Linked DNA regions of Homo sapiens: region 1 is linked to region 2. A link is an interaction called in ENCODE POLR2A ChIA-PET data of the cell type or tissue named here. Cell type or tissue: GM12878. All regions are shown on one strand. Each heading gives the region's core, and the rest is flanking DNA. Links, peaks and the distances in the headings are about the cores only. Region 1 has its middle 15 kb from the start of OR8S1. Region 2 overlaps ZNF641 (zinc finger protein 641).

Region 1 (5,382 bases), core at 327-5,326, 200 kb after region 2:
GACTTAAATTAAAAGACCGAAACTAGGCCAGGCACAGTGGCTCATTCTTGTAATCCCAGCACTTTGGGAGGCCGAGGCAGGCATATCACTTGAGCTCAGGAGTTCGAGACCAGCCTGGGCAACATGGCAAAATGTTGTCTCTACAAAAAGTATAAAAATTAGCCAAGCATGGTGGTGTATGTCTGTAATCCCAGCTATTCAGGGGGCTGAGGCAGGAGGATCGCTTGAGCCCGGGTGGTCAAGGCTGTAGTGAGCTGCAGTGGTGCCACTGCACTCACCCTGGGTGACAGAGCAAGACCCTGTCTCAAAAAAAAAAAAAAAAAGAAAACCTAGGAAAAACTCTTCTGGGCATTGGTCTAGGCAAAGAATTCATGACTAAGACCTCAAAAGCACAAGCAACAAAAACAAAAATAAATAAATGAGATTTAATTAAACTAAAAAGCTTCTGCAAAGCAAAAGAAATAACCAACACATGAACAGACAACCTGCAGAATGCAAGAAAGTATTTGCAAACTATGCATTCAACAGGGTATTAATATTCAGAATGTACAAGGAATGCAAACAACAACAACAAAAACAAATAATCCTATTTAAAAGTGGGCAAATGGCCAGGTGCAGTGGCTCATGCCTGCAATCCCAACACATCTGGACATCGAGGCAGGAGGATCACTTGAGCCGGGAGTTCAAGACCAGCCTGGGCAATGTAGCAAGACCCCGTCTCTATTAAAATTAAAAAGTTAGCTGGGCATGGTGGTGTGAGTCTGTGGTTCCAGCTACTGGGGAGGCTGAGGTGGGAGGATCACTTGAGCCCAGGAGGTTGAGGGTGCAGTGAGCTATGATTGCACTACTGCACTCCAGTCTGGGTGACAGAGCAAGACTCTATCTCAAAAAAAAAAAAAAAGTGAAAGAAGGATGTAAATAGATATTTTGCAAAAGAAGACATATGAATGGCCAACAAGTATAGGAAAAAATGCTCAACGTCACTCATCATCAGAGAAATACAAATTAAAATTGCAATAAGATATCATCTTACACCAGTCAGAATGGCTAGAATTCAAAGGACAAAAAATAACTGATGTTGGTGAGGATGCAGAGAAAAGGGAATGCTTATACACTGTTGGTGGGAATGTAAATTAGTACAACCTCTATGAAAAGCAGTATGGAGATGATGGATATGTTAATTAGCTCCATTACGGTGATTATTTCACAATGTATACATATATCAAAATATCAGTTTGCATATCTTAAATATATACAATTTTTGTTCATCAATTATACCTCATAAAAGCTGGGGGGAAGGATGTATTGGTGTATTTAATGAAATATTGAAAAGACATTTATTTTTCCTATTTAAGAATGAGGATATACAAGGAGGCTGCATGCCTTCAGATGACCCCTCAACGCAGTCACTGTGCCTAGGTATCTGTGTTTACATCTCAGACCCATAGGAATGACCCCACAAAAACACTGAATCTCATTTGAAAAGAATTACAAGTGTTTGGGGTGGGGATAAGTGTCAGAAGGGAGAGGAAATAAGGCAGGCAATCACTGACTCCCTTCTGATCCAGTGATACCATACTATATGTGATACAAGTGGTTTGGGAATAGAATTCAGTAGACATTTCAGAAGGGTCAGGCTTCTCTACTTAACTCTGACTTATTACAATAGCCCTAGAACTCAAGTGGTGGAACAATCAATAGTTTAGGTTAAGTATCCTTTCCCTTTACACAGAAAGTATCCATCAAACTCCAAAGGAAAGGAAAATGGTGGAAAGGCTAAATTAGCATGACTAGCAATCGTGGGAGTTCTCTTGCTGCCACCACTCTTAAGCCTTGGCTTCACCTCTGTTCCCACTCAGGTTGGTCCCTAAAGAGTACATGAAAAGAGAAATGAGAAGTGGACTTGGGCAGAAAAATGAGCATAGCTAAATGAGCTAAATGGTAAGCATCATGTTTTCATTCCCCAAAACATGTCCTCTCTCTTTCTTATCATCATAAGGTTAGTTGGGACCCAGAAAAATGGCAAGTCCCTTGAGAACTTCCCTGCAAAATATGGTGCAACCACTATGAACAAGAAATGGAAGAATGAATTGTACAGGTATAAGAGGTAAGAGATCCTTTCCTGAGTTCCCCTTAGCCTTAGAATGACAGGGGAAGGCAGTGACTACTAGTAGGGCAAGAATGTCAGCTTACAGGCCGGGTGCGGTGGCTCCTACCTGTAATCCCAGCACTTTGGGAGGCTGAGGAGGGCAGATCATGAGGTCAGGAGTTCAAGATCAGCCTGGCGTGTATGGCGAAACCCCGTCTCTACTAAGAATACAAAAATTAGCCGGGCATGGTAACGCACACCTGTAGTCCCAGCTACTCGGGACGCTGAGGCAGAAGAATCGCTTGAACCCGGGAGGCGGAGGTTGCAGTGAGCCAAGATTGCGCCACTGCACTCCAGCCTAGGTGACAGAGGGAGATTCCATCTCAAAAAAAAAAAAAAAAAAAGAATGTCAGCTTACGAGAGAGTTAGCAGCCCACTGTAGTATACTATAAGACACATATTGCAGCTGTAAGATTAATGATAACCATAAGGCCCACTCAAACATCTCACAGGACCTACACTATATATGATGATGCAACTTGTCCTAGTAATACTCTGGCCAGAGTTGGAAATCCCCAGGCCACCTTGCATCATACTGCTAAGTGACATATAGTGTGGGCCATGTGTGATATTTGAGTGGGCCTTATGGTTATTGTTAATCTTGTAGCCACAGTATGTCTCTAATAGTATACTACACCCACAAAGGGTCTTATGACCAGAACAAAAGGAAATTGACTTAGCAAATATGCCTTGGACAGCCTTGCCAGCAACTGGATAAGGATCATCTACGCCATGCTAGATTACCAGGAGAGAGAGGGCCACACCTGAGGGCCAGAGGGGATGAGTCACATGTGGAGCAGGAAATCAGCATAGAACCAAGGCAGGCCACCAGTGAGTAGATGCCTGTGGTCACCAACACCACAGTTACTCTAGGGTCAGCATAACATCAACCCCCAGTAAGAGACAAGAAGGGGAAAATCTTAATGTATAGTTATGAAACCTTAAATGACTGAGAAATCACAGAATTTTCCACTGAGTTCATACTTAACATGACTGAATTAAATTTTTGCTTCAGACATAAACAGAAGCTTGAAAGATAAATTAATACAGTTTGAGGATTCCTAATCCAAAATTCTCCAAAATTCAAAACTTTTTGAGCACCAACATGAAGCTCAAAGGAAATGCTCACTGGAGCATCTGAATTTTGGAATTTAAGATTAGGGATGCTCAGCTGGCAAGTGTGATGAAAATATTCCAAAATCTGAAAAACTGTGAAACCCAAAACATTCCCTCCCAAGCATTTTGGATGAGAGATACTCATCCAAAATGTGTATCTCCAAAATGTGTTTAAAATAAAATCATATTTTGCATACCTGAGTCTGTGGGCTAAAAAATTACAATACACCACTGATCAAGAAAATGCAAGTTAGACCAGGCACGGTGGCTCACACCTGTAATCCCAGCACTTTGGGAGGCTGAGGAGGGTGGATCACCTTAGGTCAGGAGTTTGAGACCAGGCTGGACAAAATGGTGAAACACTGTCTTTACTAAAAGTACAAAAAACTAGCCAGGCATGATGGCAGGCACCTGTAATCCCAGCCACTTGGAGGTTGAGCCATAAGAATCACTTGAACCTGGGAAGTGAAGGTTGCAGTAAGCTGAGATCACACCATTGCACTCCAGCCTGGGCGACAAGAGCAAAACTCCATCTCAAAAACAAAAAAAAAAGAAGAAAATGCAAGTTTGTGTTGACATTACCTTTACTCCCTGAGACATCTGTGTCTTTGGACAGGAGACAAAAATGATGAACTACCTAGTGTCTTTACAGATTTTCAGACAGAGTTCGAATTTTATCATTTTGTTGCTTGACTTCCACAATAATCAAGCTATAGATTATGAATTTTAAAAGTGTTACAATGCAGTCCTGCAAAGATAATGCAGGACTGCATGTGTTACAATGCAGTCCTGGTCACACACAGAAACCATCGAGGTGCTAAGGCAGCTGACTAAGCCTGTCTTGTATAATAGAATTCACCAGATATTGTGGGGAGAAGATGGAGAAGGCCTTGCTCTTACAGTTAGCTGAGCTCATTACCCATCGCTGATTCCTGATCTGAGGGTGAAGCAGGTCCTGGCATTACCTTATAGAGAGAGGACAGCTGGAACCCATGCCAGGTCTCACTGGACACCTTGTGTGAGACATCCTTTGGCTGTGACATTTCTCCTTACTTCAAGTTACTTCTGTGTTGTATCCTTTTCCCAAAGTAACCATAGGTTGGTAAGCATCATTATTTGGGGTCCTGTGAGGGACCAGAAGTGTTTTTGGACTTTGCAATTGAAGAAAAATTAGGTGTTTTGGACTTAGCCATTACTCTCTGCCTAACTGCTGCCATTAGTTCAGCCAGCCAGCATCATATGTGGGATTAGAAATTTGTCTCCCCAACTCATTTTTAGCTAAAACTATAACTAAGGCATTATTTAGATAGAAAAGGGGTGGTTCCGATAAAGAGGATGAAAATGAATCATTGACGCCATGTGGTTGGTTGCCTACTTGCCCTTAGTTTGAAGTAGCACATGCTTTGAAATCACTTGCTGATAATAAACCTTCCCAGTGAGATCTGAAAATTATAAAACTGAAACCTCAGGAGCTAGTAAAATGGATTGGCAGGAAATTTCAATCCAGTGGCAGGTCCACTAAAATTCAGTTCCACGGTTGCTGCATTAGCAAAGGTAAAAGGAAGCCCAAAGATCTCCTTTGGCTGAGCTTCACATTCTCTGGCCAGGAGACGGCGCTCCAACCAAAGGAAGCTGGGCAACCATAACCTGACACCGGGTTGTAACTATGAGACTAATTACTACTAAGAAGATATTTAGTTAAGTTGAAATGTATTTCTAATATGTAGGCAATTTTAATTTTGATGTAGTTGTTTAATTTTTCTGTAATTAATGGGCCATTGAAAATTGCATTCTTGTTAATTGTTGGAATTTTCTTACTGGCCTTACATGGCAAGTTTTGGTTATTCCTCAGCCATTATATATATATATATATGCCACCTTTTTATGGCAAAAATTACTTTTTGGTTGTAAAGTTGTTTATTCTGTGTTCTTTGCTAATAAAGATTTGTTATCGGCCGGGCATGGTGGCTCACACCTGTAATACTAGCACTTTGGGAGGCCAAGGGGAGCAGATCACGAGGTCATGAGATCGAGACCAACCTGGCCAATATGGTGAAACCCCATCTCTACTAAAATACAAAAAAAAAAAAAATTAGCTGGGCGTGGTGGCTCGTGCC
Region 2 (5,382 bases), core at 149-5,148:
ATTTGAGGCTGATTCCCTGTGGGAAAAATCATTCAAATCTATTCACTCATCTGATGGCTGTTGCTTGTTTTATTTTTTGTCCAAGAGAGGTGGTGTTGGACCGAGGTAGAGAAGACAGTGGTACACCAGAAATAACCCAAAGGATTGCCCCTTCTGTAGAAGGCCCTTAGACTCCATGATGCCTTTCAGCTGGGTGCTATACTTGCACCTAACTCTGGGGGCTTCACTTTCTATCCCTACAATTACTCAAACAGATAAAAGGCTGGATGTTAACATGTAGTTATAAGGGGCGTGATCTAATAGTAAGGAATATCACTTCCCACAAGTCCTTCAAACAAGATTTGTGAGGAGCTGGATTTGTCAGCATGTCAGATCTTTTTGAAAACCAGAGAGTAGAATGTAAGCAATACCCTTGTCGTAATTAAAGACCAGACTCCATCCTTATACCACTGATGCCTCTGGTACCTTAATCCTTAAAATATTTAGTGACCCTTGCCTTCTAATTCTTGACACAAATATATAATGACCATTTTAGATCGGGGAACTCCCTTTCTTTGAAGGCAGTTTAGGGATTCCACAGATGGGCTTTGAACCTGCTAAATGTGTATGGAAAACTGAGTGAATTACAAATGTCTTTTTCTCAAAAGTGCGTTTCTGGTTTCTGTCAGATTCAACAGGTCTGTACCCAAGACAGGTTCTGAACCATTGCTTATGCAGAGCTTTTAGTATTAAAGAGGGAGAGTAAAAGAAATGTCAGAGTCCAGATTTATCACTGAACCCAATACTTTCTTACTCCCTGGGGCATCTCCTAATACTGATCCTAAAATGCTCCTGTTTCTGAGAAGCTAGGGCAAGACCTGCCTTACAAAGACCAGCCATTTTGCCTTATTCATAGGATCATAAGCAAGAGAACTGCATTCCAGGAAGAATGAAGGAAGAAGGAAGGCTGCTCACAGTAGCAGAAGGGAGGCAGGGGCCAAGCTGTTCAAGTCACATAAACTCTAAGAAGCCCAGTCAGCAAAATAAGTCTATCTTCAATTCTAGTTGAGTCCAGGACTCTGAGGAGCTGTGATTCACCCAGTTTTTCCTGCAAAAGGCACAGTCGCTAAACTAAATTGGTGCAATTCACTTCCTCTTGCCTCTCTGGTTCATTCCACCAATTGTGGTTGAGAAACACATCTTAGGGAAGAAACAGTATCTAAGCATTAAAGAGAAAATATCCCACTTTGCTCCTCTTCCTCCCTAACCCCGAACTGCTCTTACATACAAGATAATTTTTAAATTATAAGATTGGTATTAACACAATTATTGATAAAGAGAAACAATGACCAACTCATTAGCTAACGATGCTAGAATACTTATGCAAGCCCTAGAGTTAAGGGTCTTAGTGTGGACACCTTTCCAGAATTGGAAGGAAAACCAACCAGAAAGCTTATTACCCTGCAGCAGCTGAAAAGCTAAGCCACAGCCATTTTCCCTAAAGTTCTGTTTCTGGGAGAATGAGATCTTCAAGAATAACTCTTGCCCCTTGATGAGGCAGTCAAATTCAAACCAGTGATGGCAACAACTTGCAAACACGTAATTCCTGCCCTAATTTTCCAGCACTTAAAACAAAATCCCCACTCAATACAAAGTTTCTATGTGCCTCTTGCCTGAAATCAACAAGAAACAGCTCACCTCCCCAAAGACTCCTCTTTCTCTGCCAGGGCAAAAGCAATCTGCAGCCCAGAGATTCAAACCTAGACATACACATCCACAATTGTCTTAATCTCAGCAGTACTGGGAAAGCTTTGTACTCAACTTAACCTGTCATTTAACCCTTTCCACTAGTTCTCCCTTAACCAGACTGCTTCCTGTCTTGAAACAAAGAAAAAACCCCATATAATCCCCACTACCCTCATCCCCAGAACACAGCCCCTAGAAAACCTAGCTTGTACAGTTTGCACATAGCATGCTGTCTTCAAAGACCCTGCACACAAATACACAGACACATAAAGACAGTCAAGAGGAGAGAGGGGACTGTTCAAGGGGATAAAGTTTTTTTTGTTTTTCTGTTTTTCTGTGTGGGCCAGGGCTATTTGGGGGTATTAGATCATCTCTTAGCCTTGTAGTGTGATCTCTCAGCTGGATATATGTATGTGCAGGATGAAGGGAGTAGGAATAATGGGTAAAAAGGTTATTTTTTCAGCAGGTGAGGGTGAGAGGTGATGTATATACTGCTGATTGGCATAAGGAAGACAGACCCACACATGAACAAGGTCTGGCCCCCCTGGCTTTCATATGGATAAAAAAGGGGGCTCTGGATGCCTGATCACTATCTCTTGTTTCCTTGTTACTCTCTAACCCAGTGTTCACCAGAGTGTTTCATAGTCACCAGTTCTGTGGGATGTAAATAGAAAGGATACTGAGGTCAAATACATTTAGGAAACACTGCCTTAATAGAACCTTCAGTTGGGTCTACTGCAGAAATTTTCAGAGCCTTTAATATTCTAAAATGGCCTTTCTGTCTATATATAGAGAAAATATAATAGTAACAGTATGCAAGAGTGATACTCAAAATGTTTAACAACTGGTATAGCATAGACTCCAACCAATCAGAATGGATTTCAGCCATAAACTGCCAGTACCACTCTCCTCTTGAGAACAGCTCAGGCTGAATATCAGCCCATGTAGGATGCATTGCTTCCCAAAAGTTTTGCCCAAAGAACTCTATTTTTATGTGCTATCTCACAGAACTGGTGAGAAATGCTCTGGCCATTGCTGGGACCTCATCTTTCTAGGGATGGGGTCAGGGCTTATGATTCTGGCCACTGGGGTTCAGGAGAACGGCAGCCCTGGCAGTGACTCCTGGTAGCACCGGCTGATAGACTTGACCATAGCTGTAGTGGAAACAGATTTCAAAAGACAGATGTTCCTCTGTCCCAGCTGTTCCGGGGACTTTGTCCCTGGTGGGTGAGCAGGTGCCTGTCCAGGTGATGTTTTCGGCCAAAGCTCTTCTCACAGCGAGGGCACTGGAAGGGCTTCTCCCCAGTGTGGGTCAGCCAGTGTCTCACAAGGTGGTGCCTTCGGCCAAAGCTCTTCCCACATTCAGTGCACACGTGACACTTTGGCACTGGTGGGGCACGCTGCCGTTTCCTTGTGCCAGGGCTCTCTCCAACCTCTTGGCCTTTGCAGGATTTGCCTTCTGCATGCACTCTCTGGTGGCTGGCCAGATGGGAGTTGCATCGGAAATTCTTACCACACTCAGAGCACCTGCTGGTCTTGTCATGTAGGTGGGTTTTCTGGTGCCTGATGAGGTGATGTCTTCGCCCAAAGGTCTTCTCACACTTGAGGCAGCTGTAGGGTCTCTCCCCAGTGTGTGTTTGTTGATGCCTGGCAAGGTGGGAACCCCATACAAACTGTTTCCCACACTGGGGGCATGTGTGGGGTCTTAACAGGGAATCCATCTCTGTGCTACACAGCAGGTTTGAGAAACTATCTTCCTGAAGAAAAGGGGGCCCCAGGAGCATTCCTCTGGAGCTGCTGGGCATGGAATCCCAGCTCTCATCATGCTCCGGGTTCCAGAGAACAGTATCTTCAGACACGCTGGATAACATTCTGGGAGGTTCTGCTTCTAGTTCAGGGGTATCCCCCTCATGTTCACTTCCATCTCCTGCGGAGAAGGGGAAATACCAACCCCAAGAGAAGAGTCACAAGAGAGTGCTTGAGGCCTAAGTCACAAATGAGGTTGTCTGATACCTGCCAGGGCCCAGACTTGACCCCAGAAGGGCTGAGAGAACATAGTCTAATGTCGTACAAGACAGTGCAATAGATATAGAGGTTAAAAGCCTAGGCTTAGGAGGCAGATTACCTAAGATGGAATCTCAGCTTTCCCACTTAACTTCCCTAAACCTTCATTTCTTCTGTAAAATTGGAATAATACCTCTCTCTCCGGCAGTTATAAGATAGATAGCACAGAACCTGCACATAGTTTAAGTACTTAGTAAATTGTATATGTTATTGTTATTATTTATTACCATTATTTATTTACTACTGTATATTACTATTAATCAGCATCTTTCTATCTAAGCATAGATGGAGAGAATTACAGAATGTGCCGCAATTGTCACTGGCTGAATGACACCTGTCGGCAGTCCTCAAGGCATTCCTGAAATGGGTGGGAGGTTGACAACAATATCAACAATAACAACAACTAACATTTATTGAGTGCTTATTATGTGCTTGGCACTGTTCTATTCTAATATTCTAATATATTCATATATTTAATTTTCACAATAATTTACAGATGAAGAAACCAAAGGGAGTTTTATTACTTTTCCAAGGTCCCACAACTACAGCCCAGAATTCAAATCCACAAAGTGCCTGCTACATCATTCTATTACACTCCCTTGCTTTTGAAGAAAAAAATCTCTAAACCTTTTGTCTCTGGAACTCTCTGAGGCAGAGGAGGGATTAAACGAACATGGAATGATGATGTCCCGAACTGTGAAGGAAGTGGCTGAAAGCCTATTCTAGGTTCTTACCTGTATATGTGACCCTCAGAATGTCCCTCTCCTCTAAGTCCTGGGGGTCAGGGACCCATTGTTCTTCTCCTCCTTCTAGTTGAGAAAGCATGTCCAGTTTGGGAATTGGAAATCCTGCTCATGGGAAAGGAAAATAGAGCTGTCAATTAGTTCAACAGCAATTCTATATTTCTGAAAAAAAAATACAAAAAACTGTTTCCTATTGTTTGGAACTCTAGACAAAAGAAGGTCAAGAAAGAAACATATCCCCACCCCAACCTCTTCCCCCACCCATTTCTGTTAAGTCCCTCTTCTCTGCCTAGAAAATCACTCTCCTTCCCAATGAACCTGTTTTCTTCCACTCAGATACTTCCAGCCCAGCTGGCCTTTCTGGGCGTAACTTCACTTTAGTCCTACTACGACAGTCCTACTCCCTGCATCCCTATCTTCCTCTACATGGTTCCCAAGTTTACAAGGACCCAGTTCCAGTTCTCTCTGCTTTATGAGAACCTCCTAATTCCCAACCAAGAAGAACCTCAAGTTCTACTCCACAATTAAGCATCATTTGCTTTTTTACTTTTTTTTTTTTAATGATATTTACTCTCATTCTCTTGGGATTGGCCCTAGTGTTCTTTCTCCAGCGGAAGCATAGACAGATTCCCTGCCACATAAAGAGTCCTAGACAGACACTATCCAATAGCCCTGAAGCAGATGGCTCCGTCCTCCCAGAGTCCAATCTTCTAGTGGCTGGAGAAGGTCATGCTTACTCAGAGAGACTACTATCCCACAGTTTTCCTGCATGACATATTCTCCATAAAAGTCTGTCTGAGAGGGGTCCAGGCTCCGCCACTCCTCCTGAGAGAAGCACAGTGACACATCC

What was found. Peaks named below come from ENCODE experiments on the same cell type or tissue, not always from the same donor. Only the 100,000 strongest peaks of a DNase experiment are listed, where the experiment ranks them.
Region 1: POLR2A ChIA-PET joins it to region 2 with 5 read pairs; 2 of 35 experiments call an interaction of 5 or more read pairs at or near these places.

The regions. Positions count from the first base shown.
Region 1 is chr12:48,537,627-48,543,008 of GRCh38, forward strand. No RefSeq gene overlaps it. Among named protein-coding and RNA genes, the nearest start is that of OR8S1, 15 kb to the left of the region's middle. RefSeq lists a silencer at 4,799-4,908. In GM12878, for the core only: a CTCF peak has its summit at 4,879 (motif pointing right); a DNase peak (open chromatin) is centred at 2,931.
Region 2 is chr12:48,340,076-48,345,457 of GRCh38, forward strand. ZNF641 (zinc finger protein 641) reads right to left here. Exons shown (of 6, transcript NM_001172681.2): 4 at 5,270-5,382; 5 at 4,524-4,637; 6 at 1-3,652. The coding sequence ends at 2,898. Among named protein-coding and RNA genes, the nearest start is that of ZNF641, 8.2 kb to the right of the region's middle. In GM12878, for the core only: no CTCF peak of the experiment used is centred there; no DNase peak of the experiment used is centred there.